7 separate regions of the Homo sapiens genome follow, and all the other regions are linked to region 6. Evidence: chromatin contacts called from ENCODE Hi-C or POLR2A ChIA-PET data. All regions are on one chromosome and are shown on one strand. The core of a region is the stretch at or near the end of the contact, and the rest is flanking DNA. Distances in the headings are between cores, read along the strand shown.

The links. Hi-C counts contacts between places; a loop is a spot of excess contacts on that map. ChIA-PET counts read pairs that join two places held with the same protein, here RNA polymerase II (POLR2A). Pooled maps may share reads with other maps.
Region 1: a loop to region 6 is called in a map of naive thymus-derived CD4-positive, alpha-beta T cell, with 8 times the contacts of the local background. The contact joins the enhancer-like site here to the promoter of ZNF43 in region 6. A Hi-C loop is called at or near these places in 1 of 168 maps with a recorded cell type or tissue (naive thymus-derived CD4-positive, alpha-beta T cell) and 7 of 50 pooled maps. POLR2A ChIA-PET finds 5 or more read pairs at or near these places in 1 of 52 experiments (AG04449).
Region 2: a map of CD8-positive, alpha-beta T cell shows a loop between it and region 6 (4-fold over the local background). The contact joins the promoter of ZNF91 here to the promoter of ZNF43 in region 6. A Hi-C loop is called at or near these places in 3 of 168 maps with a recorded cell type or tissue (CD8-positive, alpha-beta T cell and naive thymus-derived CD4-positive, alpha-beta T cell), 1 of 37 single-sample maps with no recorded cell type and 16 of 50 pooled maps. POLR2A ChIA-PET finds 5 or more read pairs at or near these places in 5 of 52 experiments (B cell, CD4-positive, alpha-beta T cell, activated B cell and 2 more).
Region 3: a map of naive thymus-derived CD4-positive, alpha-beta T cell shows a loop between it and region 6 (4-fold over the local background). The contact joins the promoter of ZNF675 here to the promoter of ZNF43 in region 6. A Hi-C loop is called at or near these places in 1 of 168 maps with a recorded cell type or tissue (naive thymus-derived CD4-positive, alpha-beta T cell), 2 of 37 single-sample maps with no recorded cell type and 7 of 50 pooled maps. POLR2A ChIA-PET finds 5 or more read pairs at or near these places in 2 of 52 experiments (T-cell and activated CD4-positive, alpha-beta T cell).
Region 4: a loop to region 6 is called in a pooled map, with 11 times the contacts of the local background. The contact joins the promoter of ZNF681 here to the promoter of ZNF43 in region 6. A Hi-C loop is called at or near these places in 2 of 37 single-sample maps with no recorded cell type and 11 of 50 pooled maps. POLR2A ChIA-PET finds 5 or more read pairs at or near these places in 4 of 52 experiments (CD4-positive, alpha-beta T cell, CD8-positive, alpha-beta memory T cell, activated naive CD8-positive, alpha-beta T cell and 1 more).
Region 5: a loop to region 6 is called in a map of CD4-positive, alpha-beta T cell, with 3 times the contacts of the local background. The contact joins the promoter of ZNF682 here to the promoter of ZNF43 in region 6. A Hi-C loop is called at or near these places in 1 of 168 maps with a recorded cell type or tissue (CD4-positive, alpha-beta T cell), 1 of 37 single-sample maps with no recorded cell type and 5 of 50 pooled maps. POLR2A ChIA-PET finds 5 or more read pairs at or near these places in 2 of 52 experiments (activated CD4-positive, alpha-beta memory T cell and naive thymus-derived CD4-positive, alpha-beta T cell).
Region 7: a pooled map shows a loop between it and region 6 (6-fold over the local background). The contact joins the promoter of ZNF253 here to the promoter of ZNF43 in region 6. A Hi-C loop is called at or near these places in 2 of 37 single-sample maps with no recorded cell type and 5 of 50 pooled maps.

The regions. Positions count from the first base shown.
Region 1 is chr19:20,236,794-20,239,924 of GRCh38, forward strand. LOC105372310 (a long non-coding RNA gene) reads right to left here. Exons shown (of 7, transcript XR_007067164.1): 3 at 2,189-2,997; 4 at 1,495-1,757. Among named protein-coding and RNA genes, the nearest start is that of ZNF486, 71 kb to the left of the region's middle. RefSeq lists enhancers at 892-1,402, 1,914-2,432. Within about 2 kb of position 1,683, at least 17 of the 41 ENCODE cell types and tissues checked have a DNase peak (open chromatin) inside an H3K27ac peak, as active enhancers do.
Region 2 is chr19:23,394,109-23,396,880 of GRCh38, forward strand. ZNF91 (zinc finger protein 91) reads right to left here and starts at 1,363. Exons shown (of 4, transcript NM_003430.4): 1 at 1,217-1,363. The coding sequence starts at 1,246. RefSeq lists an enhancer at 765-1,633.
Region 3 is chr19:23,685,915-23,688,779 of GRCh38, forward strand. It overlaps ZNF675 (zinc finger protein 675), which reads right to left and starts at 1,298. Exons shown (of 4, transcript NM_138330.3): 1 at 1,117-1,298. The coding sequence starts at 1,119. RefSeq lists enhancers at 1-704, 836-1,225, 1,516-1,565.
Region 4 is chr19:23,757,040-23,760,259 of GRCh38, forward strand. It overlaps ZNF681 (zinc finger protein 681), which reads right to left and starts at 1,852. Exons shown (of 4, transcript NM_138286.3): 1 at 1,708-1,852. The coding sequence starts at 1,710. It also overlaps a transcript of RPSA2 not described here. RefSeq lists an enhancer at 1,532-2,050.
Region 5 is chr19:20,038,048-20,040,837 of GRCh38, forward strand. ZNF682 (zinc finger protein 682) reads right to left here and starts at 1,458. Exons shown (of 4, transcript NM_033196.3): 1 at 1,296-1,458. The coding sequence starts at 1,298. RefSeq lists an enhancer at 1,228-1,804.
Region 6 is chr19:21,834,374-21,837,513 of GRCh38, forward strand. It overlaps ZNF43 (zinc finger protein 43), which reads right to left and starts at 1,809. Exons shown (of 4, transcript NM_003423.4): 1 at 1,663-1,809. The coding sequence starts at 1,665. RefSeq lists enhancers at 900-1,873, 1,403-1,492, 1,533-1,582, 1,603-1,762, 1,874-2,846.
Region 7 is chr19:19,864,425-19,867,325 of GRCh38, forward strand. It overlaps ZNF253 (zinc finger protein 253), which reads left to right and starts at 1,458. Exons shown (of 4, transcript NM_021047.3): 1 at 1,458-1,575. The coding sequence starts at 1,573. It overlaps LOC124904664 (a long non-coding RNA gene), which reads right to left. Exons shown (of 4, transcript XR_007067169.1): 1 at 2,012-2,901. RefSeq lists an enhancer at 1,489-1,918.

The sequences.
Region 1 (3,131 bases), core at 433-2,932, 1.6 Mb before region 6:
GGGTGTGGAAATAATTAAGTGGCAGGCAATTAGACTGAGGATGCTCTAGTCCTCGGATTCCTCCTTCTAAAATAAAAATCTAAACTCAAGTGCAGTTTTTGCTAAATTACTACATTCGGGAAACAAAATTCAGGCTTAAAAAACCATAAACTGCCAATTAAGCTCTGATTACATAACCAGGAAATTTCCACCTTAATTGTACAAAGAAACTACATAACTATACGTATTGAATTATTGAATATGGTTTTCTTCATCATGCACCTTATCAATGTTTCCTTCAAGCCCCTCCCATGGACCGCAAACTACAAACTATAGCTGGGTGCTCTTGAATGACTGATTAAATTATTTGATATTTTTGCGGTGACTCCCATAATTTATGTATTTATTTATTTTTTTAGACAAAGTCTTAGGCCGGGCGCGGTGGTTCACGCCTGTAATCCCAGCACTTTGGGAGGCCAAGGCGGGCGGATCACGAGGTCAGGAGATGGAGACCATCCTGGTTAACACAGTGAAACCCCGTCTCTACTAAAAATACAAAAAATTAGCCAGGCAAGGTGGCGGGCGCCTGTAGTCCCAGCTACTCGGGAAGCTGAGGCAGGAGAATGGCGTGAACCCCAGGGGGCGGAGCCTGCAGTGGGCCGAGATCGCGCCACTGTACTCCAGCCTGGGCGACAGCGAGACTCCGTCTCAAAAAAAAAAAAAAAAAAAAAAAGGACAAAGTCTTGCTCTGTCACCCAGGCTGGAATGCAGTGGTGTGATATCAGCTCACTGCAGCCTCCGCCTCCTGGGTTCAAGCGATTCTCTCTCCTCTGCCTCCCGAGTAGCTGGGACTAGAGACATTCGCCATCACACTCAGCTAATTTTTCTATTTTCTTTGTAGAGATGGGGTTTCCCCATTTTGCCCAGGCTGGTCTTCAACTCCTGACCTCAAGTGATCAGCCCTTCTCAGCCTCCCAAAGTGTTGGGATTACTGGCATTTCGTACCTGGCACCATACTTTTTTTTTTTCTTTGAGACGGAGTCTCCCTCTGTCGCCCAGGCTGGAGTGGTGGTGCAATCTCGGCTCAATGCAAGCTCCACCTCCCGGATTCCACACATTTTTAATAACAGAAAAGAGAAACTGTGAACCCCACGGACCAAAGCTCTTCCCATTCATGAACCCACATCCCGAGTCAGGATTCTCCCCTGACGACCCTCCCATGGTCCCTGCAAAATCTGGGAGAAACGCGGCGCTGCCGCTGCAGAGCTGCCTAGAAAGGGCTCCAGGCCATGGCACAGTCACTGCGAGAGGAAGAGACAGGAGGCCTGGCGGCCCGGCTGTCAGCGCAGTCGCCATCTTAAGGCTGAAGGGGGCTGAGGCCAACCTGGGCAAGGAGAACTTGGGGCGCACATTGTGGAGCTGACTGCGAAGAGGCCTGAGTCCCGCCACAGTCACTTCCCACCAGTTCCACCCTGCCCCTCTTCCTGTCTCGGGATGTCGGCCGGGCACTCTCACCATTTCTATGCTTCCAGGGTGTCCTGGGGTTTTAGCTGTGGATCTCCCAATACCTGCAGGTCACAGGGCCACAGAGGCTGGGCCTCCAGGAGAATAGGACACAGACCAGTGAAGACGAGACCTGAAACGCCGGCTGCAGCTAGAGACAAAGGCCGCGCCAAAAGCGGAAAGCCGTCCTCGTCGCTCCAGCTGCGTGCCTGATTGGACGGTTTCCAGCCCAGCGTCTCTGATTGGATAATGCTTTAGGTCCCGCCCCTCAGGCCCTGAGTGACAGAAGATGTGATCAGATGCTGGGCTAAGTGAAGAGAGACAGCCTAAGCTGCAGCCTTTACAGGCAGGGCTTCCTTCCTGAGCTGACCCAGGCCCCCCCCAGAGCATGAGAAAATTCTCTTTTGTACTCACTCTCCTTTTGAATGTATTCAAAAGGTGAACAGAAGTATTTTGCTGGCATATTAATAATACATAAAATTTTTGTTCAAGAGAAAATCAACGTTTACTTTGTTAGTAGTGTATTATCAATACTAAAGCTAATGTTTTTTTTTTTTTTTTTGAGACGGAGTCTCGCTTTGTCACCCAGGCTGGAGTGCAGTGGCGGGGTCTCGCTCACCCGATTTTCCTGCCTCAGCCTCCTGAGTAGCTGGGATTACAGCTACTATTGTTGAAAAACAATAGACAATCACAAAAACAAGCTGACCTTTTTGTGTTCCTTAAGCCCTGTCCTGAAGAGCCCTGTGACTGGGCTTTATGCCAAACAACTCGTTACTAAAGAGCTGTGGTCCCAGACTGCACCGAAGCTTCATGAGACCTCTCCTCGTCTGTGCACGGACGAGTGGCCAACTCTGGAGCCCAGGCTGTTGCTTCCCTGTCTGGTGGTGAATCCTCCACAGTCTGATGAGGGTGGTGTCTGACTCTGGAGCTCAGGCTGTTGCTTCTTGGTCTGGTGGTGAGTCCTTCATAGTCTGGTGAGTGCGGGTGTCCCACTCTGGAACCCATGCTGTTGCTTCCTGGCCTGGTGGAGAATCTTCCAGCCTGGAGAGTGCGGTGTCTGACTCTGGAGCCCAAGGCTGGAAACTTGGGGACGTCCCAAATCCCGGAATGGAAACTCCCCCAGTTCTCCCCCTTGGCGTGCCCTATCTGGTGAGTTTCGGGGGAACTCATGACCCAAGTCATAATAGGAATTTCAAGCCTCATAAAGACATCATGGTTGAAGCAGAGGTGTTTCGTTTCCAGCAAAGCCCAATAGCAAGCTAACAATTGCTCCTCGAAAGGGTTATAAGCTTTGCTGGCCTCTGGCAGTTTCTGGGTCCAAAACCAGAAATGTACCTCTTCCCATCTTGTTTCTGCCTAAGGCTCCAATTAGCATGTTGATCTAGGACAGTTACTTGCAGTTCTACGGGACCATCCCAAATGGGTCATAGATCCAGGGCCAGTTGCACTGCTTGTTTATCTTGTTCGGAAGCCATGATCTCTTTCTCTCCCCAAAGTCATAGCGTTTTCTGGTGGCTGCATGCAGAGGTTGTAACATGTTACCCAAGTGGGGAATATGATGTCTCCAGAATCCAAACAAGCCAATAAATTTCTGAGCCTCATTTTTAGTGGTAGGGGTTGCAAATTCTAGTATTTTAGGCTTAGCCTTT
Region 2 (2,772 bases), core at 113-2,612, 1.6 Mb after region 6:
AACTGGAAATTTAGTATTTTACTGCAAGCCAGAGTTAGGCTGGAGGAACAGGGGATGAGGGGTGGACTTGAGGCCCTGCTTGAGACACATGTAAAAAATTCAGGGAAAAATCGTCCCCTTTTGAGTGTGAGAAAAATTAAGTGGCAGGCAATTAGATTGAGGTGGCTCTAGTCCTCGGATTTCTACTTCTAAAAATAAAAATCTAAACTCAAGAGCATTTTTTGGTAAATTACTACATTGGCAGAAGCAAAATTTAGGCTTAAGCAACTATAAACTGCCAATTAAGCTCTGATTACATAAGAAGGATATTTCCACCTAGATTGTAAAAATTAAGAAACTAGGCCAGGTGCGGTGGTTCACGCCTGTAATTCCAGCACTTTCGGAGGCCAAGGTGGGTGGATCACCTAAGGTCAGGAGTTCCAGACCAGCCTGGCCAACAAGGTGAAACCCCGTCTCTCCGAAAAATAAAAAAATTGGCCTGGTGTGGTGGCAGGCGCCTGTAATCCCAGCTACTAGGGCTGAGGCAGGAGAATCGCTTGAACCCGGAAGGCAGAGGTTGCGGTGAGCCGAGATCACGCCACTGCACTCCAGCCCGCGCGAGAGAGCAAAACTCCTTTTCAAAAAACAAAACAAAACAAAACCTACATAACTGTACCTAGCAAATTACTGAATTTGGTTTTCTTTACCATGAACCTTATAAAAATATCTCCTTCAAGGCCTTTCATAGACCACAAATTACAAACCATAGCTGGGTGCTCTACAATGTTTGAATCACTCTTTGATTAAATTATTTAATCTTTTCGCGGTGACGCCCATAAATTTTTAATAGAAAAAAAGAGGCCCTGGGAACCCCACGGACTAAAGTGCTTCCTATTCATGAGCCAGCACCTCCAGTCAGGATTCTCCCCTGACGACCCTCCCGTGATCCCTGCACAATCTGGGAGAGACGCGGCGCTGCGGGAGCAGAGCTGCCCAGAGAGGGCTCCAGGCCAGGACACAGTCACTGGGCAGGGAAGAGACAGGACGCCCGGAGCCCGCCTGTCAACGCAGCCGCCATCTTATCGCTGAAGGGGACTGAGGCCGAGCTGGGCAAGGAGAACCCGGGCACGGATTGTGGAGCTGACTGAAGGAAGGCCTGAGGCTCGCCACAGCCGCATCCCACCGGTTTCAACGAGCCCCGTTCCCTCTCTCGGGACGTCGCACCTGGCAGTCTCACCATTTCTAGGCTTCCAGGGGTTCCTGGCATCTTAGCTGTGGCTCTCCAATACCTGCAGGTCACAGGGCCACACAGGCTGGGCCTCCTGGAGCAGAGGACACAGAGCAGTGAAGTCGAGACCTGGAAACTCCGGCGGCAGCGAGAGACAAAGGCCCAGCCACATCCCGGAAGCCGCCCTGTCCGCTCCAGCTTTGTGCCTGATTGGACAGTTCCCAGCCCAGCGTCCCTGATTAGATAACGTTTAAGGCCCCGCCTTCTCAGGCCCTGAGTGACAGAAGATGTGATCAGACACTGGGCTGAATGAAGAAAGAGTGACAGCGTAGGCTGCAGCCTTTTCAGGCAGGGCTTCCTCAGCTCAGCCAGGCCCACCTCAGAGCATGGGAAAATCCTCTCTCTTCTTTGCTCTCTTTCAATGTATTCAAAATGTGAACAAAAATATTTGATGTATATTAATAATACATAAAATTTTTGTTCCAGAGAAAATCAACTTTTACTTTATTGTGTATTATCAATAATAAAGCTAATTTGATAAAACATTGTAAGTCTCTCAGCCGGGCGCCGTGGCTCACACCTGTAATCCCAACACTTTGGGAGGCCGAGGCAGGTGGATCTCCTGAGGTCAGGAGTCCGAGACCAGTCTGGCTAACATGGTGAAACCCCATCTCTACTAAAAATACAAAATTATTGAGCATGGTGGTGCGTGCCTGTAATCCCAACTACTCGGGAGGCTGAGGCAGGAGAATTGCTAGAACCCGGGAGGCCAAGGTTGCAGTAAGCCTAGATCGCGCCAATACATTCCAGACTGAACAATAAGAGTGAAATTCCATTTCAAAAAAATGAAAAATAAAATATAAAAATTAGCTGAGCATGGTGGCACACGTCTGTAATCCCAGCTACTCCGGAGGCTGAGGCAGGAGAATCGCCTGAACCCGGGAGGCGGAGGTTGTAGTGAGTTGAGATCATGCCACTGCACCCCAGCAAAAAATAAAAATAAAAATACATTAAAATTTTTTTGACCTCTCTAGATTTTTATACATATTTTATGATCTCTTATAATTTTTTAATTTTTTTTTTTTGAGACTGAGTCTTGCTCTGTGGCCCAGGCTGAAGTCCAGCGGCACGATCTCGGCTCACTGCAACCTCTGCCTTTCAGGTCCAAGGGATTCTCCTCCCTCAGCCTCTGGAGTAGCTGGGATGACAGGTGCACCACCACACCTGACTAATTTTTTGTATTTTTAGTAGAGATGCGGTTTCACCATGTTGGCCAGGCTGGTCTCGAACTCCTGGCCTCAGGTGATCCACCTGCCTTAGCCTCCCAAAGTAGTGGGATTACATGGGTAAGCCATGATGCCGGTCCATTGTTTAACTTTTTATATTTCATTTTAATCTACATTATTTTTACTTTTTCAATTTGAAGGAACCTTTAAGTAATTTCAAAGCAGACAAATGTTTCTAACTTTCTTCATCAAAAGCATATTTTGCTTTTGTTTATACTCTCTCTATTTTCTTTTAATTTCCAAGAGAGAAGCTTGTTCTGTCACCCAGGCTGAAGTGCA
Region 3 (2,865 bases), core at 48-2,547, 1.9 Mb after region 6:
TGGAGTGTGAAAATAACTAAGTAGCAGGCAATTAGACGGAGGTTACTCTAGTCCCTGGGTTCCTATTTTTTAAAAACTCTAACTCAAATGCATTTTTTTGCAAATTACTGAATTGAGGGAAACAAAAATTTAGGCTTAACCAATCATAAACTGCCAATTAACCTCTGATTACATAACCAGGAAATGTCCACCTTAATTGTACAAGTCAAGTAACTATGAACTGTACCTAACCAATTATTTAATTTGGTTTTCTTCATCATGTACCTTTAAAAGTCTTTCCTTCAAGCTGCTCTCATAAAGTCACAAGCTCCAAACCACAGCTGAATGCTCCACAATTTTTGAATCACTCTTTGATTAAATTCTCCAATATTTTTGTGGTGATCCCCATAATTTATTTATTTATTTAACTTATTTATTTATATATTTTTTAAGACGGAGTTTCGGTCTTGTTAACCAGGCTGGAGTGCAATGGCGTCATCTCGGCTCACTGCAACCGCCACCTCCCGGGTTCAAGCGGTTCTCCTGCCTCAGCCTTCTGAGTATCTGGGATTACAGGCATGTGCCACCACGCCCGGCTAATTTTGTATTTTTAGTAGAAACGGGGTTTCACCATGTTGGTCAGGCTGGTCTTGAACTCCTGACCTCAGGTGATCCACCCACCTCGGTCTCCCAAAGTGCTGGTATTACTGACCTGAGCCACCGCGCCCGGCCCTCCCATAAAATTTTAATAGGAGAAAACAGGAACTGGGAACCCCACGGACCAAAACTCTTCCCATTAATGAACCCGCACCCTGAGTCAGGATTCTCCGGTGACGGCCCTCCTGTGGTCCCTGCACAATCTGAGAGAAATGCGGCGCTGCGGGTACAGAGCTGCCCAGAGAGGGCTACAGGCCAGGGCACAGTCACTAGGCAGAGAAGAGACGGGATGCCCCGGGGCTGGCTGTCAGCGCGCCGCCATCTTATGGCTGCAGGGGACTGAGCCGAGCTGGGGAAGGAGAACTCGGGGTGCAGATTGTGGAGCTGACTGCGGGGAGGCCTGAGTCCCGCCATAGCCATTTCCCACGGGTTCCAACCAGCCCCTTCCCCCTCTCGGGATGTCGCACCCGTAACTCTCACCATTTCTAGGCTTCCAGGGGGTCCTGGAGTCTTAGCTGTGGATCTCTCAATTTCTGCAGGTCACAGGCCCACAGAGGCTGGACCTCTAGGAGCAGAGGACACAGAGCAATGAAAGCGAGACCTGGAGCTCCGGCTGCAGCGAGAGACAAAGGCGCCGCCAAATCCCGGAAGCCATCTTGTCTGCTCCAGCTGCGTGCCTGATTGGACGGTTCCCAGCCCAGCGTGCCTGATTGGACAACGTTTAAGGTCCTGACCCTTCAGGCCCTGAGTGACAGAAGATGTGATCAGACACTGGGCTGAGTGAAGACTGATAGCCTGCGCTGCAGCCTTTTCAGCCGGGGCTTCCTCTTTTAGCTGAGCCAGGCCCATCCCATAGGGTATTTGTATTTAACCTTGTGTATAAGGTCATATACATTTATAAATGATATATGGCTACTCACAAAGAAAAATAATATAATAATAATTATTTTAGAATTTCAGACTTTATGACCTTCCTGGCTTCTGGTCCTTTGAGTAGGCAGCCTGAGAATTTTAAAAAGAGGCAATCCTCAAATAAAATGTGAGCCACATGTGAATTTTAAATTTTCTAGTAGTCAAACTTTAAAAAGAAAAAAACAAGTGGAATTGATTGTAACAATCTAACCCAATATATCCAAAGTACTATCATTTTAGTATGAGAGCAATATGAAATTATTGATGAAATACACATATATATGTATATATGTGTATACACACACACACACACACACACACACACACACACATATATGGAACTAAATCTTTGAAAATAACTCTATTTTACCTAACACATTGCAATTCAGACCAGCCACATTCCAGGCACCCAGTAGCCACACGTGGCCAATAGCTGCCACATTAAAATGCAGCTCTGATGTCAGGGGGGTGAAGAAGAGCCTGAACATCCCTTTTTTGCCAGAGGTGAGGGGACAGCCTCTCTCTACCAACATCTCTCTTCAATTCCAAGGAAAAAACAGTTAGTGACCATAGAAAGAACAGAGGACAGATAGAATAAAATAACCACAGGTCGACCTGTGGTTACCTCTGGTTATTTTATTAACTACTGCTGCCCACCTGTTGCTCACCTTAATTCCAAACATCAGACAGTGAACAAAGAATGATGAAGCCACAAAACAAGAAAACTCTGTATCTTCAGATCTGTCCACAGTCTTAACCTCCAATGTTTAGATATGGAGAAAATAGATTAAAGGCAAACTTATTTTGCTATTTGGCCTTGGCCCTAACGGTCAGCCTGTGGTTATCTGTTTTCTCCTGTGGTGTGGTGAACTGTGTGAGTATAAGCACCAATCACACGCAGACATGTCTACATGTATTTTTGCATTATTCAATATTCTCTTACAAGACATAAGACTTTAAGTCAAGAATAAAGGTAATGTGAGTCTTTTTTCTTGCATTGGCGCTACCCACAGGGTGCATCATGACATATTGCTAAGTTCTGCATTCAGGTTATGTGGCTCTCTTCTTTTACCCAGGCCCAGAATATTTTGCACAATAGAACATATTACTAGGCCCAACATATATAAAATGGGAGGCCCTTGCCTGAGCCTTTTTTACAGAGGGCCTTGTGACATATCTCTGCATCAATCACCTAAGAGATGCAACTGTCCATTTTTCCCTGCACTCTGCCCACAGGAAAAATTGTGACTTATCATTAAGCCTAGGTAGCAGGTGATGTGTCTCTCCTGCCTGGGCCTTGAGCCACAGAAAGCATTG
Region 4 (3,220 bases), core at 602-3,101, 1.9 Mb after region 6:
TTTGTATTTTTAGTAGAGATGGGCTTTCACCATGTTGGCCAGGCTGGTCTCTTTGCCAGGCTGGTCTCAAACTCCTCACCTCGTGATCCACTTACCTGAGCCTCCCAAAATGCTGGGATTACAGGTGTGAGCCACCTCACCTGGCTTATAAAAGTTATACAAGCTAAAAGTGCTGAGATACAACAAAAAGAAAAAGAAAAAAAATTATGTTACAGGGCACTGTGCCTGGGATAACACATTATGTAATTTAATTTTTATAACACCCTGGGAGCTGGTACTGTTTAATAATTCCCAGGATTTAGATGAAAAGCCCGGCATTTTTATTTCTTCTGTTTCTCTGTCATTGATTTTTTTTAAAAAGTATACACAATAAAAGCTAAATATAGACAGAGAGGAATGCGGAAAGAATTTAATGTATTTTAGAGAAATTTATATTGTGTCTGTTTACTTGTTTGTGACTTGTAGAGCAACTACTAGATCTGTAAGAATAGAAAACAAGTTGCTAGATAGAATGCAAGCACTAGTTTTAATAAAAAATTATAACCATAAAATATATACTTTATTTTTTTAATTTATCTGCTTTTGTGTTTCAGGAATTGTAAGCACCAGCCCTAGCAGCAGAATTCACCAGCCAAAACTCCGATCTCCAAAAATCAGTTCTATGAGGCAAGACTTAAGGGTAGGGCCAGACCTAAATAAGGCCTCCAAAAAGGTGAACCTGAGCAGAACTGGGGCAGGGAGTGGACTCTATATAGAATTCTGTTCTCTATGCCACTGGGGTATTTCCAGTTCTGTTTTTCCTAAACTTACCTTAAAAAAAAAATCCTTAAATCTCAGAGTTTGTATAATTTTAATCTTTCTTAGACCCTGCCCTATCAATTATATGACATATACTAATAAGCAATTTGAACACATTTATAAAGGTTTTCTAGGGTAATTTTATTAAAAGATAAATATGTATTAACAAGGTAAAAGAAATGGAAATAGAAATAATTCTTCTGTCTATAAATATCCCTTCAGGTGATGACATCGCAAGTCACAATTATATAAAGTGGCACAAATAGAGCCCAAATTTTCTGCACACATCTATTTATTGTACCAATTATATGATGCTTAATTTAACCATTTATCCAGTTGCTAGACTAAAAGCTCCTGGATTGTAGGGACCATGACTGCTTCATCTATTTTTCTAATGGCCATATGAAAAGAAAACAATTTAGCCGGGCGTGGTGGCAAATGTCTGTAATTACACCTACTCGGGAGGCTGTCTCGGCCTCCCAAAGTGCTGGAATTACACGCGCGAGCCACCGCGCCAGGCCTTTTGACTCTCATACATTTTTAATGAAAGGAAAGAGAGACTAGGAACGCCACGGACCAAAGCTCTTCCCATTCATGAACCCGGCACCCGTCAGGATTCGCCCCTGACGACCCTCCCGTGGTCCCTGCACAATCTGGGAGAGACCCGGCGCTGCGGATGCAGAGCCACCCAGAGAGAGCTGCAGGCCAGGACACAGTCACTGAGCAGGGAGGAGAAAGGACGCCCGGGGGGCTGGCTGTCAGCGCAGCCGCCATCTTATGGTCCAAGTGGACTGAGGCCGCCTGGGCGAGGAGAACTCAGGGCGCAAATTGTGGAGCTGACTGCGGCGAGGTCTGAGTCCCGCCACAGCCCCTTCCCCTCTCTCGGGATGTCGGACCCGACATTCTCACCATTTCTAGGTTTCCGGGGGACCTGGCGTCTTAGCTATGGATCGCCAATACCTGCAGGTCAGAGGGCCATAGAGGCTGGGCCTCTAGAAGAAGAGGACACAGAGCAGTGAAGACGAGACCCGGAGCTCGGGCTGAAGGGAGAGACAAAGGCCCCGCCAATCCCGGAAGCCGCCCTGTCTGCTCCAGCTGCATGCCTGATTGGACAGTTCCCAGCCCAGCGTCCCTGACTGGATAATGATTAAAACCCCACCCCTCAGGTCCTGAGTGACAGAAGATGTGATCAGATGCTCTGCTGAATGAAGACTAACAACGTAAGTTGCAGCGTTTTCAGACAGGGCTCCCTCCCTGAGCTAAGCCAGGCCCACCCAACAGGGTATTTGCCTTTAACCTTCTGTGTAAGGTCACATGCATTTCAAATAATATACTAGATAGCTATTCAAAAATAAAAATATATATAATAACAATTATTTTAATATTTCATCTTTTATGACCGTCCTGGTTTCTGGCAGCCATAGTCCCTACCCCGACAGCCCCCAGCCCAGATGGCATTCAAATCTTCCTGGATGGGCTTGATGCCCGTCACTCACGCGCTCTTTAGCACTGCGTTGTGTTGGTTACTCAGGCCTGGGAGAGGTGGTGGGGATTGTAGATCCAGGGTAGGAGCCACCTTACACCCAGAGTTCACCTGGCCACATGCCAGCAAGGAAGCCCATGAAGCACAGCCCTAGACACTGAGCCTCGGCACCTCCAGCTGCACTTTCTATTTATATATCAGGTTTTTTTTTTTTTTTTTTTGAGACGGAGTCTCGCTCTGTTGCCCAGGATGGAGTGCAGTGGCACAATCTCAGATCACAACAACCTCTGCCTCCTGGGTTCAAGTGATTCTCTTGCCTCAGCCTCCCGAGGAGCTGGGACTACAGGTGCGTGCCACCATGCCCGGCTAATTTTTGCATTTTTAGTAGAGACGGGGTTTCACTATGTTGGCCAGGCTGGTCTTGAACTCCTGACCTCGTGATTGGCCCGCCTCAGCCTCCCAAAGTGCTGGGGTTACAGGTGTGAGCCACCGCGCCCGGCCTATATATCAGGTTTTTAAAACCATAAATAAACAGACACAAAAGCAGCCACTTTGATTGAGGAGAAAGTGGGAGCCTAAAGCAGCTGACCCTCAAACAGCTTTGCCAAGCCTCAGGCCAGGCCAGGCCATCTCAACACTCCAAGGCTACATGATAGTTACAGAGGACGACAGTTCCCATAGGTACTTGTCAAGCACTGTGCTAGCTTCTCAGTCACAGAGTCTCAGAATTTCTCCTTGCCAATACCCTGTGAGGGGAGGCCCTAACTCACTAGAGCACAGGAGGTTCCTAAGCTCTTCCCAGGAAATGGTTAACAAAGTGTGGAGCTGGGGGAAAACCCAGTCAGAACAAATGACTTCCCAGGGTCTCCCTTGACTCCATCCCTATCTCCACATGGGGCCAGGAGGTGAAGCGAGCCCCCTAACCCCCTCCATTCCACT
Region 5 (2,790 bases), core at 208-2,707, 1.8 Mb before region 6:
CAGACAGTTCTGAAACTCAAAACCAGGAAAATAACACAGGGTGGCTGAGGATGCATTGCCCTGTGAAGTTTCCAAAGTGGAACCTCAACCCAAAAACATTCTGATAAGGTGTCTGTGCCTAGGAAAGATTAAAGGGAGATTGGCACAAAGGTTTTTGTTTTTTGGTCTTTTTTTTTTTCATGGTGGAGTGTTGGGATTATTCTCTGCTTTCATCTCCTGTAAAATGTTTGCAAATGAAAAACAATTCTTTTTCTAAAAAGTGCCATCCGCTGCTCTTTGAAATAATGATCAATCAAAATACTGTGTCTGAAATGTACAAAAAAGGACTAATAGTTGATAATGTTGTGAATTAGAGAGGGGAAGTTGGTGTTGAAGAATGTCAGGAAAGAACTGAAAATTTAAAATTCAACTGCAAGTCAGAGTTAGGCTGGGGCAACAGAGTGGTAGCTTTGAGATTCTGTTTGTCACACATTTGGAAAATCCAAGAGAAAACCACTTCTGTGGAGTGTTAAATAAATAGCAGGCAGTTAGACTGAGGTGGCTCTAGTACCCTGAGTTCCTACATTAAAAAAAAAAAAAATCAAAGGCAAATACATTTCTTGTAAATTGCTACCTTAGGGGGAAACAAAATTCAGATTTTTCAGATTTAAGCAACCACAAACCTTCAATTAACTTCTGATTACATAACCAGGCAATGACAACCTGAATAGTCTAAATAAGATGACTACATAACTGGAACGAGTCAGTTACTGAATTCGGTTTGCTTCATCCTGCACTTTATAAAAAACTTTCCTTCAAGCTCTTCGGCTGGACCCCCAACCACAAACCGTGGCTGGGTGCTCTCTGAGCATAAATCACTGTTAACTTCAATAAGTTTTCAACATTTTAAAGGTGACTCCCATAGTTTTTAAACAGGAGAAGGAAAAGACTGAGGACCCCCGGGATCACAGCACTTCCCACGCACAAACCACACACGGGGTCTGGACTCTGCCCTGAGGACGCTTCCATTGTCCCCGCAGTCGGGGCAGACGCAAGAACGCGCGCGGCTCTTCCCAGGGTGGGCTCCGGGCGGGAAGCGGGAGAACGGAACGGGATGCCCGCCCAGGGTCCCGGCTGCTGGCCCACCTCGCATCCTGTGCCCGGAGGTGATCGACGGCCGAGCTGTGCCTGCCGGGGACTCCAGTCCGCAGACTCCGGAGCTGACAGCTGGGAGGCCCCAGTCCCGTCACTGCCGGTTCCGGCCGGTTTCAACCAGCCCTGCCCCCACCTCGGGATGCGCGGCCTGGCACACTCACCATTTTTCGGCTTCCGGGATGTCGTGGAGTCTTAGCTCTGGATCTCACAGCATCTGCAAGTCAGAGGGCAACAGAGGCTGCGACAGTCACCGGGAACTACTAGAGCAGAGGATACTAAGCAATGAAGATGGACCCTGAGCTCTGGCTGGAGCGAGACAAAGGCCCCGCCAGCTCCAGGACACCGCCCCCTCTACCTTGGCTGCGCACCTGATTGGACAGTTCCCACTCTAGCGCCCATGATTGGATACAGTTCCATGCCCCGCCCCCTCAGGTCATGAGTGACAGGAGGCGTGATCTGAGAATGTGTTGAATAAGGCAAGAGTTACAGGTTTTTCCTGAACCCTTTTCTGGCGCGCTTCCTTCCTGAATTGGAAACTGGCCCTTCCTGGGGAACATTTGCATTTAACTTTGTATATAAAGTTATCTTTATTTGTGAATAGTATACATATGTTATTCACAAATGGAAACAATATAATGACAATTATTTTAAAATCTCAGATTTCATCATTTTCCTAGCCTCCAGTCTTTTGAGCAGGCAGCCTAAGATGTCGCAAGGGAGGCAATTCTCTAAGAAATAAACTGTGAAGCACATATGAATTTTACATTTTCTAGTAGCCACATTTTAAAAAAGAAACCAGGCGTGGTAGCCTGTGCCTGTAGTTCTAGCAACTAGGGAGGCTGAGGCGGGAGCATCACTTGAGGCCAGGAGTTTTAAGACCAGCCCGGGCAACATAGCGATGATCCCATCTCTACAAAAAATAATTAAAAATTTAGCCAAGTCTGGTGGTGCACGCCTGCAGTCCTAGCTACTCAGAAGGCTGAGGCGGGAGGATCACTTGACCCTGGGAGACCAAGACTGCAGTGAGCCACGATCACACCATTGCACTACAGCCGGGGTGACAGAGTGAAACCAAGTTTAAAAAAAAAAAGATCTCTGAAGAAGGCATTTTCTCTTTCTGCAATTTAGCCAAGCAGCTGAGTATGTCTTGAAGTCATCTTCTAATTTTTAACAGGGCAAGGATGTTTTCTAAAACCCCAGTCTCCAGAGTTGCCATGGGGCAAATCCCGGCAGCATACATGAAAATCACTCACAGCTAATGCATTCTTCATCAGATCCAGTGCTTCTTACCCCTGGCAAATAAAAATCACCTGCGGGGTTGGGAGCGGTGGTTCACGCCTATAATCTCAGCATTTTGGGAGGCCGAGACGGGCGTATCACCTGAGGTCAGGAGTTCGAGACCAGCCTGGCCAACATGGTGAAACCCCCATCTCTACTAAAAATACAAAAATTAGCCGGGCATGGTGGCACACGCCTGTAATCCCAGCTACTCGGGAGGCTGAGGCAGGAGAATGGCTTGAACGTGGGAGGCGGAGGTTGCAGTGAGTCGAGATCGCGCCATTGCAGAGTGAGACTTCGTGGGGAGGGTGGTGGTGGCGGCGGGGGGTGTGGAGAATGACTGGAGGGGCGGGGCAGGATGTAAACTTAAAATCCCTG
Region 6 (3,140 bases), core at 559-3,058:
AAAAGAGGCACAGAGATTTTTATTTTTTACAAACAGTGTAAGGGGATTATTTTTTGCTTTCTTTTCAATATGGAAAATATTTTCAAATAGAAAACAAAATTTAGGCCGGACTCGGTGGCTCACGCCTGTAATCCTTGCACTTTGGGAGGCCAAGGCGGGTGGATCACAAGGTCAGGAGTTCGAAACCAGCTTGGCCAACAAGGTGAAACCCTGTCTCAACTAAAAATACAAAAAAATTAACCAGGCACGGTGGCAGGTGCCTGTAATTCCAGCTACTCGGGAGGCTGAGGCAGGAGAATCGGTTGAACCCGGGAGGTTGCAATGAGCTGAGATTGCACCATTGCACTCCAGCCTGGGAAACAAAGCGAGAGGAAGGATGGAAGCAAGGATGGAAAGATGGAAGGAAGGAAGGAAGGAAGGAAAGAAAGAAGAAGGAAAGAAGAAAGGAAAATTTATTTAAGTCCATCCAATGATTTTTCAAAAAATAATTAAAATATCTGTATCAAAAATATACAGATATCTAAAATATCTTTATCTAAAACGTATCTCTGTATCTAAAATGTACACTAAAAAAAAAAAAAAAATAGCCCGGCTCGGTGGCTATTTTTAAGTGCTGTAATCCTAGCACTTTGGGAGGCTGAGGCGGGTGGATCATCTGAGCTCAGGAGTTCGAGACCACCTGGCCAATATAGTGAAATCCCGTCTTTACTAAAAATACAAAAAAAATTAGCTGGGTGTGGTGGCAGGCACCTGTAATCCCAGCTACTAAGGAGGCTGAGGCAAGAAAATCGCTTGAATCCGGGAGACGGAGGTTGCAGGGAGCCGAGATAGCACCATTGCACTCCAGCCTGGGCAGCAAAAGCGAAAGTCCATCTCAAAAAAAAAAAAAAAAAGAAAAAAAAGAAAAAATAGTTGATAACGTGAATTGCGGAGAAGAAGGTGGCATTTGGGAATGTCAGAAATAAAGGAAAATCTAGTTTAGTTTTTTTTTTTTTTTTTTTCCAGAGGGAGTTTCACTCTGTGGCCCAGGCTGGAGTGCAATGGCGCGATCTCGGCTCACTGCATCCTCCGCCTCCTGGGTTCAAGCGATTTTCCTGTCTCAGCCTCCCTAGTAGCTGCGATTACAGGCGCGCGCCACCACGCCCAGCTAATTTTTGTATTTTTAGTATAGACGGGGTTCACCATATTAGCCAGGCTGCTCTCGAACTCCTCACCTCGTCATCCACCCACCTCGACCTCCCAAAGTGCTGGGATTAAAGGCGTGACCCACCGCGCCCGGCCGACTCTCCTGTTTCTAATAGACCAAAAGAGGGACTAGAAATGCCACGGACCAAAGCTCTTCCTATTCATGAAACTGCATCACGAGTCAGGATTCTCTCCTGACGACCCTCCTGTGGCCCCTGCACAATTTGGGAGAGACGCCGCGTTGCGGCTGCAGAGCTGCCCACAGAGGGCTGCAGGCCGGGACACAGTCACTGCGCAGAGAAGAGACAGGACGCCCGGGGCTGCCTCCCAGAGCAGCCGCCATCTTATGGCTGAAGGGGATTGAGGCCGAGCTGGGCAAGAACTCCGGCACGCGCAGATTGTGGAGCTGACTGCGGGAAGGCCTGAGTCACGCCACAGCCCCTTCCCCCTCTCGGGATGTCGGACCGGCACTCTCACCATTTCTAGGCTTCCGGGGGGTCCTGGCGTCTTAGCTGTGGATCCCCCAATACCCGCAGGTCACAGAGCCACAGAGGCTGGACCTCTAGCAGCAGAGGACACAGAAGAACGAAGACGAGACGCAGAGCTCCAACTGCAGCCAGAGACAAAGGCCCCGCCACATCCCGGAAGCCGCCCTGTCCTCTCCTGCCCCGTGCCTGATTGGACGGTTTCCAGCCCAGCGTCCCTGATTGGATAACTTCTAAGGTCCTGCCCCCGCAAACCCTGAATGAAAGATGTGATCAGACGCTGGGCTGAAAGAAGAAAGAATGACAGCCTAGGCTGCCGCCTTTTCAGGCAGGGCTTCCTCCCTGAGCAGAGCAGGCCCAACCCAGAGGGTATTTGCCTTTAACCTTGTGTATAAGGTCATCTTCACTTATAAGTAATATACTATATGGATACTAAAAAATGAAAACAATTGTTTTTGAATTTCAGCTTTTATGACCTTCCTGGCTTCTGGCCCTTTGAGTAGGAAGTATTACAAACATTGAATATTTTATTATTTATCCTCTGTGGGGTTTTTCTTATTCTTGAGAGGGAGTCTCTGTTACCCAGGCTGGAGTGCAGGGTCATGACTGCAGCTCACTGCAGCCTCAGCAATCTAGGCTTGAGCAATTTACCTGTCTCAGCCTTCTGAGTAGCTGGGACCACTGGCATGTGGCCCCATGCTCAGCTAATTTGTTATCATATTTTTATTTGTAGAGATGAAGCCTCACTAGATAGCCCAGAATGGTCTCAAACTCTTGGGCTCAATGAATCCTACAAAGTCAGCCTCCCAAAGTACTGGGATTATAGGCATGAACCATCACATTCAGACTGAATTATTTTATCAAAAAATTTTTTTAAAGCATTGAGGTCCATTAATAGAATTCAAGGAAATGTTATGCACATGTTTTAAAAGCAAATTAAAAAGCATATACAAAAAGAGAACATTTTTTAAAAAACTAAATATAGGTAATGTTACCAGAAAAAGTTTAGATCTCCTGACTTTAAGTTGCAGTATGCTAATGGAATATTCTTAGTGGATAGTATTCCATTTTCATAAGAAATTCAAAACAAGATAATTTCCAGGTTTTAGAAACTGATGTAAAACATAAAAATATAGAAAATCTCTAATGTGTTCCCATGATATAGTATTACTTGAAATATAAACTGGGCAAACTCAGCAAAAGACAATTTAATCTCAAATTTCAAAATAGGTACAGAAGTTCTAATGGAATAATAAATGGAATCCAGGATTTTATTCATAAAAAGGCTAAAAAGTGACCATTCTCTGTGATTTTGAAAGTAGGAATTTGTGTAAACAGATGTGTATTTGCATCTACATTTGCCTACACTTACTTTTTTTTTTTTTTTTTTTTTTTTTTTGAGACGGAGTCTTGCTCTGTCGACCAGGCTGGAGTGCAGTGGCACAATCTCGGCTCACTGCAACCTCCGCC
Region 7 (2,901 bases), core at 208-2,707, 2.0 Mb before region 6:
CTCCTGACCTCAAGTATTCCACTCACCTTGGCTTCCCAAAGTGCTGGGATTACAGGCGTGAGCCAACGCACCTGTCCCTAAATGATTTCTTTCTATCTCCTATAACAGTTTGAAATTACTTAAAGGTTGTTTCAAACTGAAAAAATAAAAAGAATGTAGATATAAATAAAATATAGTTAAAAAATTACAGGAGATTACAAATTATATATGTAAATCTCGAGAGGTCAAAAATGACAAATTTTGTTTATTTACAAGGTTTTATTTATGTATTTATTCATTTTTGGAGACGCAGTCTCACTTTGTCACCCAGGCTTGAGTGCAGTGGTGCGATCTTGGCTCACCGCAACCTCTGCCTCCTGGGTTCAAGCCATTCTCCTGCCTCAGCCTCCTGAGTAGCTGGGACCACAGGTGCATGCCACCACGCCCGGGTAATTTTTTGTATTTTTAGTAGAGACAGAGTTTCACCGTGTTAGCCAGGATGGTCTCGATTTCCTGACCCAGTGATCTGCCCTCCTCAGCCTCCCAAAGTACTGGGATTACAGGCCTGAGCCACCGCACCTGGCTTTACAAGGTCTTATTAAAATTAGCTTTAGTATTGATAATACACTATTACCAAAGTAAAAGTTGACTTTCTCTTGAACAAACATTTCATGTATTATTAATATGACAGCAAAGTACTTCTGTTCACCTTTTGAATACATTCAAAAAGAGAGAGAATATGAGATAGAATTTTCCCATGCTCTGGGATGGGATGCTCAGCTCAGGGAGGAAGCCGTTTGAAAAGGCTCCAGCTAGGCTAGGCGCGGTGGCTCACGCTTGTAATCCCAGCACTTTGGGAGGCCGAGGCGGGCGGATCACCTGAGATCGGGAGCTCGAGACCAGCCTGACCAACACGGAGAAACCCTGTCTCTACTAAAAGTACAAAAAATTAGACGGGCGTGGTGAGGCATGCCTGTAATCCCAGCTACATGGGAGGCTGAGGTAGGAGAATCGCTTGAACCCGGGAGGTGCAGGTTGCGGTGAGCCAACATCGTGCCATTGCACTCTAGCCTGGGCAACAAGAGGGAAACTCCGTCTCGGTGGGGGGAAAAAAGAAAGAAAAGAAAGAAAGAAAGAAAGAAAGAAAAAGAAAGAAAGAAAGAAAGGAAAGAAAGAAAGAAAGAAAGAAAGAAAGAAAGAAAGAAAGAAAGAAAGAAAGAAAGAAAGAAAGAAAGAAAGAAAGAAAGAAAGAAAGAAAGAAAGAAAGAAAGAAAGAAAAGGCTGCAGCCTAGGCTGTCACTCTTTCTTCACTCAGCCCAGTATCTGATCACATCTGTCACTCAGCGGCTGGGGAGGCGGGGCCTTAGGCATTATCCAATGAGGGACGCTGGGCCGGAAACCGTCCAATCAGGCACGCAGCTGGAGCGAACCACATGGTTTCTGGGGGCCTTTGTTTCTCGCTGCAGCGGGAGCTCCAGGTTTATCCTCAGTGTTCTGTGTCCTGTGCTTATAGAGGCCCGTCCTCTGTGGCCGTGTGACCTGCAAGTATTGGGAGAGCCACAGCTAAACCCCGGGACCCCTGGAAGCCTAGAAATGGTGAGTGCCGGGTCCAACGTCCCGAGAGAGGGGAGAGGCTGTTTGGAACGGTGGGAAGTGGCTCTGGCGGGACTCTGCTTCCTCACAGTCAGCTCCACAATCTGCCGCCGGAGTTCTCCCTGCCCAGCTCGGCCTCAGTCCCCTTCAGCCATAAGATGGCGGCTGCGGTGACATCCGGGGCCCGGCACAGTGATTGTGCCCTGGCCTGGAGCCCTCTTTCAGCAGCTCTGCACCCGCAGCACCGCGTCTCTCCCAGATCATGCAAGGACCACGGGAGGGTCGTCAGGGGAGAATCCTGACTCGGTTCCCTGCGGGTTCATGAATGGGAAGAGCTTTGGTCCGTGAGGTTGTTAGAAACAAGCGCTTGGTGCCGCAAAACAACACAAAACAAAAAACTACCCAGCACTTAGAAAATTTCACAGGAAGGCATATTTACTTCTGAAGAAGAGTGCTGCTCGCGTCCGACCTGATCGCAAGAGCACACAGAAGAAAGGAAGGAAGGTTTTTTTTTTTTTTGAGGCGGAGTTTTGCTCTTGTGGCCCAGGCTAAAGTACAATGGCGCGATCTCGGCTCACTGCAACCTCCGTCTCCCGGGTTCAAGTGATTCTCCTGCCTCAGCCTCCCGAGTAGCTGGGGTTACAGGCATGCGTCACCACACCCGGCTGATTTTGTATTTTTAGTAGACATGCCGTTTCACCATGTTGGTCAGGCTGGTTTTGAACTCCCGAACTCAGTTGATCCGCCCGCCTCGGCCTCCCAGTTTGAAAGGGGTTTTTAACCCTAAACGCCGTTATTGCCTCTGTGTCCTTCCCCCATTGGCCGGGGTCTGACCTCACAATCTAGGCTGACCCGATTGGCTACTTTCCAAATAAGGAAGGGGTTCGGGTCGCAGATTGGAACAGGCGGTTTGGGTTGTTTACGGAGCGGGTGTCTAGGTACAAAGAGGTACAAAAAAGTTGGTCCTAAGAACAAGGAACAAGAAAGTTAGGCCCTTGAAGAGGAATCTATTATATCTGTCAGGGTTCACAGTTTCCCTTTTCTCCTATTAAAAATTTATGGGGCCGGGCGCGGTGGCTCACGCCTGTAATAACAACACTTCAGGAGGTCGAGGTGGATGGATCACTTGAGGTCAGGAGTTGAAGACCAGCCTGGCCAAAATGGGGAAACCCCATCTCTACTAAAAGTACAAAAATTAGCTGGGTGTGATGGCGAATGTCTGGTTTTCTGTTTCTGCATTAGTTTTCTGAAATAATGGTCTACAGCTTTATTGATGTTATTGCAAAGGACATGATCATTTATTTTTAAATGGCCAGAGAGTATTCCATG